2 separate regions of the Homo sapiens genome follow, and region 2 is linked to region 1. A link is a loop called in an ENCODE intact Hi-C map of the cell type or tissue named here. Cell type or tissue: IMR-90. All regions are shown on one strand. Each heading gives the region's core, and the rest is flanking DNA. Links, peaks and the distances in the headings are about the cores only. Region 1 has its middle 870 kb from the start of OTOL1. Region 2 has its middle 790 kb from the start of LINC01192.

Region 1 (2,931 bases), core at 279-2,778:
AATGAGTCAATACTCATTACAAGATATCATGCCCATATTTTTTGTTATTTTTAATATGCTCTAAATTCAGAGAAAGTAAAAAGCCTGTCTCCCATTTTTGCTTTGTTTTGTTTTCATTTTGGCTTTTGACATTTTAAAATAAACTTTTCTTCCAATGCTCACTAGAGTTATGGCAAATGATTGCCTTACACATGTAAAAAATTTAAGGAGAGACTCTTCTGTCACAGATGGGGTCATGTATTGGGTAAATAGCATCCTATATAGACCAGAGTATATTGCACTACTTAAGACACCAGAATTTACAAAATTGCTGTTCATTGCTGTCTAATGTCCTTCTTATTTAGACAAGTGAACTGGATCAAAATATAGTTTTTTTCTGAATTGCAAAATGCATTTTGAAGCACAACTCTGGAATGTGAAATAAATCTGCTAAAAACATGCAATTTGATTTTTCACTCTTATTTCTAAGCTTTTGACAATTTATTATTTTTACTTTGTGTTATAGTCAAAATTAGAAATCTTATAGTCACTTTTTCTTTCTTTTTTTTTTTTACTGTAAAGCATGTCTGGTTACTTTATTCTTTAGCTTGAAATATTTTTTGAATGCTTTCAGGCTGAAATACTGAACAAGGAAGGAGTGAACACAACAAAAGTAATAATCTACAAATATACTGAAGAGTTAAACGCCTGAAAAATCAAGTGACAAGTCTCCTTTATTTTCCACTATTTACTCAGACCCAGCAAAGACGAGCCTGACAGATATTCTGCATCTGAGAAGTGTCAGCAGGTTGTCAAGCCAAATCCTGGCTTGAAGTTTTGTGGCTATTTGCAATACAGGCTTGTTCCAAGGGTCACAGTGGCTGAGCTTAGCTTTTCATTTGACACCAGGCTATATCAATAAATTTTAGAAGAGTGCACTGCACCCAGAAACCTTTGTAAGCCATGGTGCAACAGAAACTACTTGCCTAAATCGGAAGAATGGCGGCATCAACAGAAACCATTTTAAATGTGGCATAGCTAGACCTCAAGGGTGAGAAACAGCTAGTCTATTAGGGCTGGGATTTTTTCCCCTAAAAAAGCAGCATTCCAGTGCATATTTATCTTCTGGCCATAGATTGATTGTCAGAACCAGAAAAACAAGGTTTGATGGGCTGATGGGTCCACGGAAAAAATGAACAAAGTGTGATGAAGCAGTGAGTAACCTACTGGTCTGTAGTTCAGATAATGCAGTTTCAGTGACAGTCTGAAATGAGTGTGTTTTTCCAAGGGTCTGGGCAGTGAATCCAAAACCGGCTGTTCCTGGCACTTGGCTGATATCTGGAATAATTTAGGGCAGGGAAGGGGCAGAGAGTGTCTCAAAAAGACACTGCCTAAAAATGTTAAGAGAAAAGTAGCTTCTATCTGTTGTCATAGAGCAGCCAGCTTCCAAAGATCACAGATGTCAACGGGCTTTGCAGTAGAGTTTGTTGATGCTGAATGTCTTGTTAGGGGATGTTGTACAGAGACATACAGCTTTCAAATGGCTATGCTTATGTAATCTCTCTGACATGCAGCATGATTTGTTCATTTGCTTTTTAACTCTGCCAGCAGAAGACTAGCAAGGCAGAAATCATTCATTAATGCCTCCAGAACCAGAAGTTCAAGCCTTGCATTGATTCTTTGTGGCAATTTAGCTTACTCTTATTTCTATAATTTTCATGGGTTAGTTGATTGTGCAAGCTGGAGCATGTTTATGAATGAAAGATAAACACTTGCAGACACAGAATACAGTTATTCTGGTTGAAGAGCATGGTGCAGGCCAGATTGCCTTTATAGGGTAATCATTTTCTCTCTTTGAGATTCAGGGTTATTTACAACTCCAGTTGGTGAATACTGTTGCAACCTCTGGTTACATGTATTGCTTTAGCCCTGTACCATGTGTGTGCTGACACTTGATGATGTAATTGTTTCTGTGCTGGCTGTATACCTTACACACATGTACTCAGTAGCAAATGTAAATAATGTTTGCAGTTTGAAGAAAAGGAGTAGAAACCAACATTAGAGTTCCATGAAATTAACATGAATTAGAGTTGACCCTACAAAGCTGTAATGGGCTTACATGAGATGATTGAAGTACTATCTCATCATATAATGTCTGCCACAAGAATATAGAGCAGAAGTCTATATTTGAACTTCTGCTCTATGCTCTTGTGGCAGATATTATATGACAAGACGGTATTTCAATAGATCACTCTTTTAACACTCTCTTCGCCACTTTCCAAATGGCTTTAGGCAACCCTAACTTCTTTAACATCAGAGTATTCATGTATAAAAAGGCTACATGGAAATCACACCTAATTCAAGGAGATTTTTTTGAAGATAAAATAAGACAATGTTTACCATAGTGCCTAATATCACAAGTGCCTCGTGATAAGTGAAATGTTAGTTATAATGATTATAACTATCATATTGTCATTTTGAATAAGGCTTTTTCTTGGGAAATTACTTTCAAATGTGTAAGTCTGTTATGAAGCTGGCTATCTAATGACATTTGTCACAATGGGCAAGTTTATTACATAAGGAATGTAGAGTGGGATTGGGATAGAAAAATAGATTTAATCACAAGGCAGGTGAATAGAGTGTGCTCTTAGCACAGTAGAAACAAGAGGGCCTCCTTTACACTCACAGTATAGAAGGATTTATGAAGAAAGCATTGAAAAATGAAAGTGATGAATGAGGAGGACAAAACAAATTCATCCTCTATGTTGTTCACGGGTTGTTCGCAGTTTAGTCCTGCCACCATGGGTTGAAGGCACAAAATAAATAAATCCAATGCAGATAAGACAAACACCTCATGGTCATAACCTAGAGCCTCTTGTCCTGTCATCTCTTCATTAACACATTCTGTGATAACAGAGTTTCTCAAAAATAAATCCCTCAGTTGTTATTGCT
Region 2 (2,931 bases), core at 92-2,591, 150 kb before region 1:
TGTTAATTAGCTTTCAAATGGGTGACTTTTTCCCTTTGATTCAATTTGTGTCAAAGATGAGCCTTAGACATAATGTGATATTCAAGTGGTTTATTATGGCAACATTCTCAAAAGAGGGACAGTGGGAGGAGGCCAGTGGTATGGGCCAGAAACAGTCAGGTAGATCTCTGTCTGAAGACTATTCTCAGAGATTACGGGATTCTTCTTCCTTTTTTATATCTGTGTTAATGCAGGGTCAGTTACCAGGTATTTCTTTTAGAAAGGTAATTTAAGCTATTCTTGTAAGGGCAAGCTTTGTTTCAAGGTTTATGAGAATTCTATCTGTGCTGAGGTGGTCTTGTCTCCTGGAAATCCCCTGGCCAGGTTGCATCATACTGCTAAGTGACACATGTAGACACTTTATCTTACAGACATTTTATGTCTCTCATGGTATTCTCCAGTGAGGTTCCCACACATTCGTGTAGCTGCACATGTGGCTGGTGTTTGGATTTCAGGAGGAGCCACACTTAGGCTAGTGCTCAGACCTGTGGAGGGGTAGACGCTGCATGGCTGCTTCTCAAACGACGAAGATAACTCACTGGGATGGTACTAGGGGTACAGAAGGAAGCTGGAGTTCCCTGGAACAGTAAACCCAACTCTGTTTCCCTCCTCTCATCTATCAGTTATTTCCCAATGGCTCCATGGTCAGATTCTACGAGGAAGTCAGCTAAAAGAAAGCTGGAGATACTATTCACAGACTCCCAGGCCTCGTAGCACATAGCAGAGTATAGAAGGGTAAGGGAATGGCTGAGAGGCAATATGTGAAAAATCAACATATAATCAATACTTTTATCTATAATATGTAAATAACTGACATACACATTTTTCACACAATCTGTCTCTCCAAATACTGAGGCAAGAAGTTCAAATCCCATAGCTTGATGTACAGAAATTTAAATCATATAGTTCTTAACTATTTCTTCATTAGGTACTTCAACTCTTACGATAACCTTATCAAGGTCAAATTTTCTTTATACAAATTTTACCTGCTGAGAGAATATTAGATATCATTAGAAAAGAAGCCATTAAAATAGATAAATTTACAAGTAACTCATTTAGATAATTTAAAAATAAAATTTTGAATTCACCACAGAATGTCATTTTTTTCATTTTTTAATTCAGGAAGTAAAATATAAATTGTTTTAGCTATTCTTCAGTAAAAGTAAATCAAATAGCTTTTGAGTCTAATTTCATGTACAAATATGTTAGATATTTCCAAATAAATTTGTCTTTAAAATAATTTATGTTGTAGTAATTTTTTGAAGTACTACGCTAAGGAAATAAAAAACAACTTCAAAATGCTACGCAGCCATTTCCACTAATTTAAAGGATCAAATAAATTAGTTATTTCTGCAGAGGAGTTATTCAAATTATAAAGTGTCTCTCATCCCACTGCCTTCAAAAATCAGTGTGCTGTTGCATTATTCAACCAAAGAGCATTTCAACACATTAGCAGTTTAAATAAGAATAAAATAGATTTTTATAAATATTCCAAACTATTTGATTACACTGTTGGAAAAGACTTATAAACATTATGGATTATGATATTTTGCTGCCATCTTCTGATGAAAATACTGTAGGAGGAAAAAGTGTTTAGAAATATTCAAAGGAAATTTTCACAACATATTTTACTTGTGTTTGGGGATGAGATGCTGAAGGAATACATGGAACCAGGTTATGTTATTAAGTGTTATTAACACACCTGTAACTTCCTTACTGCTCCATTTGTTCAAACATCTTATGGCTATGGTATCTTACATCTTCTTTTTAATATTTAAACAAGTGATTCAATATTCCCTGTGATAAATCAGAATATAAATAATTGGAAATATTTAGTTATGCTCCCTTTTAAGTTGTTAAATATAAATCTTGCAACACAATGATCTCTCACTTTATTTAATTGCAAAAAATAGCAGTGGGATTTTAATCTTGAGAATAATTAAATATATTTAATGAGAATACAGTGATCTTCAGGTTTATTGGCCTTATTCTGAATCAACAGACTTTAAAAATTTTCTTCTTTTTCCTTTTTCTTTTTAAATCTGTAATCTAAAGTAAAGACTCCTGAGACATTATCCACTCATTTCTTAGATAATTAAATTAAAATCCAGCTCTTGGTTCTGCCATGAGCTTACAGTGTAATTTTATGCTAGTTGTATTCAGGCCCTTCAAGATGAGTTAAATATTTCTTAATTACCCATTCCAGAAGATCACACCTATGAAATCCTGCATACACTTCTGAGGTGACAAAACAAAAAACAAAAACAACAACAGCAAAAACTGAATCCCCCTCTTTATACTAAGTTTATTCTCAAACTTTTGCAGTTACAAGTTGAAATATAAGAAAGTTCATTTGTCTATAGTATAATTGGAATAGAAAACATTGTACCAAATGATCACAAGCTTCTGGCTCTTATACTCACTACTTGTGACCTCGTTAGTGTCGAGATAGTGCTCAAACTATGAAGTGGAACTAAATATAAAACTCATCAGAAATGTTGAAAAGTCCTCTTTTAGGCACCCTTTCTTCTTTGTCAGCTTTACCATTAGACTCTTCTAATTACGTCCTGTAGTCTCCCCAATCTCTCTTTAAATACTAAATATTTAAAAAGTACTTAGTATATTAATTTAAATTTAATTCAGCAAGACAGATAAGGCGCAGTGATACTTTTTCAAGTATCTTTTAATTTTAATAATTTTTGTGACATTTTGAAGACTTGCCCCTACTTGTGGGTATTACCTGCCTCTTCCACTGAAGCATATAGCACAGATCTTTCTTACTTTGTTAGCCTCAAGAAAGCAAAAGTGGACCAATGATGGTGGCTAGCACATACTGTATCATCATATAAATGATAAAAAGTGCTCCCTATAGACACATTTCATAAAAGCACA

Evidence for each region. A loop is a pair of places that touch in the nucleus more often than their neighbours do. Peaks named below come from ENCODE experiments on the same cell type or tissue, not always from the same donor. Only the 100,000 strongest peaks of a DNase experiment are listed, where the experiment ranks them.
Region 2: a loop joins it to region 1, with 2.2 times the contacts of the local background. A loop is called at or near these places in 1 of 110 quality-filtered maps.

Annotation. Positions count from the first base shown.
Region 1 is chr3:162,366,478-162,369,408 of GRCh38, reverse strand. No RefSeq gene overlaps it. Among named protein-coding and RNA genes, the nearest start is that of OTOL1, 870 kb to the right of the region's middle. In IMR-90, for the core only: no CTCF peak of the experiment used is centred there; a DNase peak (open chromatin) is centred at 1,818.
Region 2 is chr3:162,515,964-162,518,894 of GRCh38, reverse strand. No RefSeq gene overlaps it. Among named protein-coding and RNA genes, the nearest start is that of LINC01192, 790 kb to the left of the region's middle. In IMR-90, for the core only: a CTCF peak has its summit at 1,629 (motif pointing left); no DNase peak of the experiment used is centred there.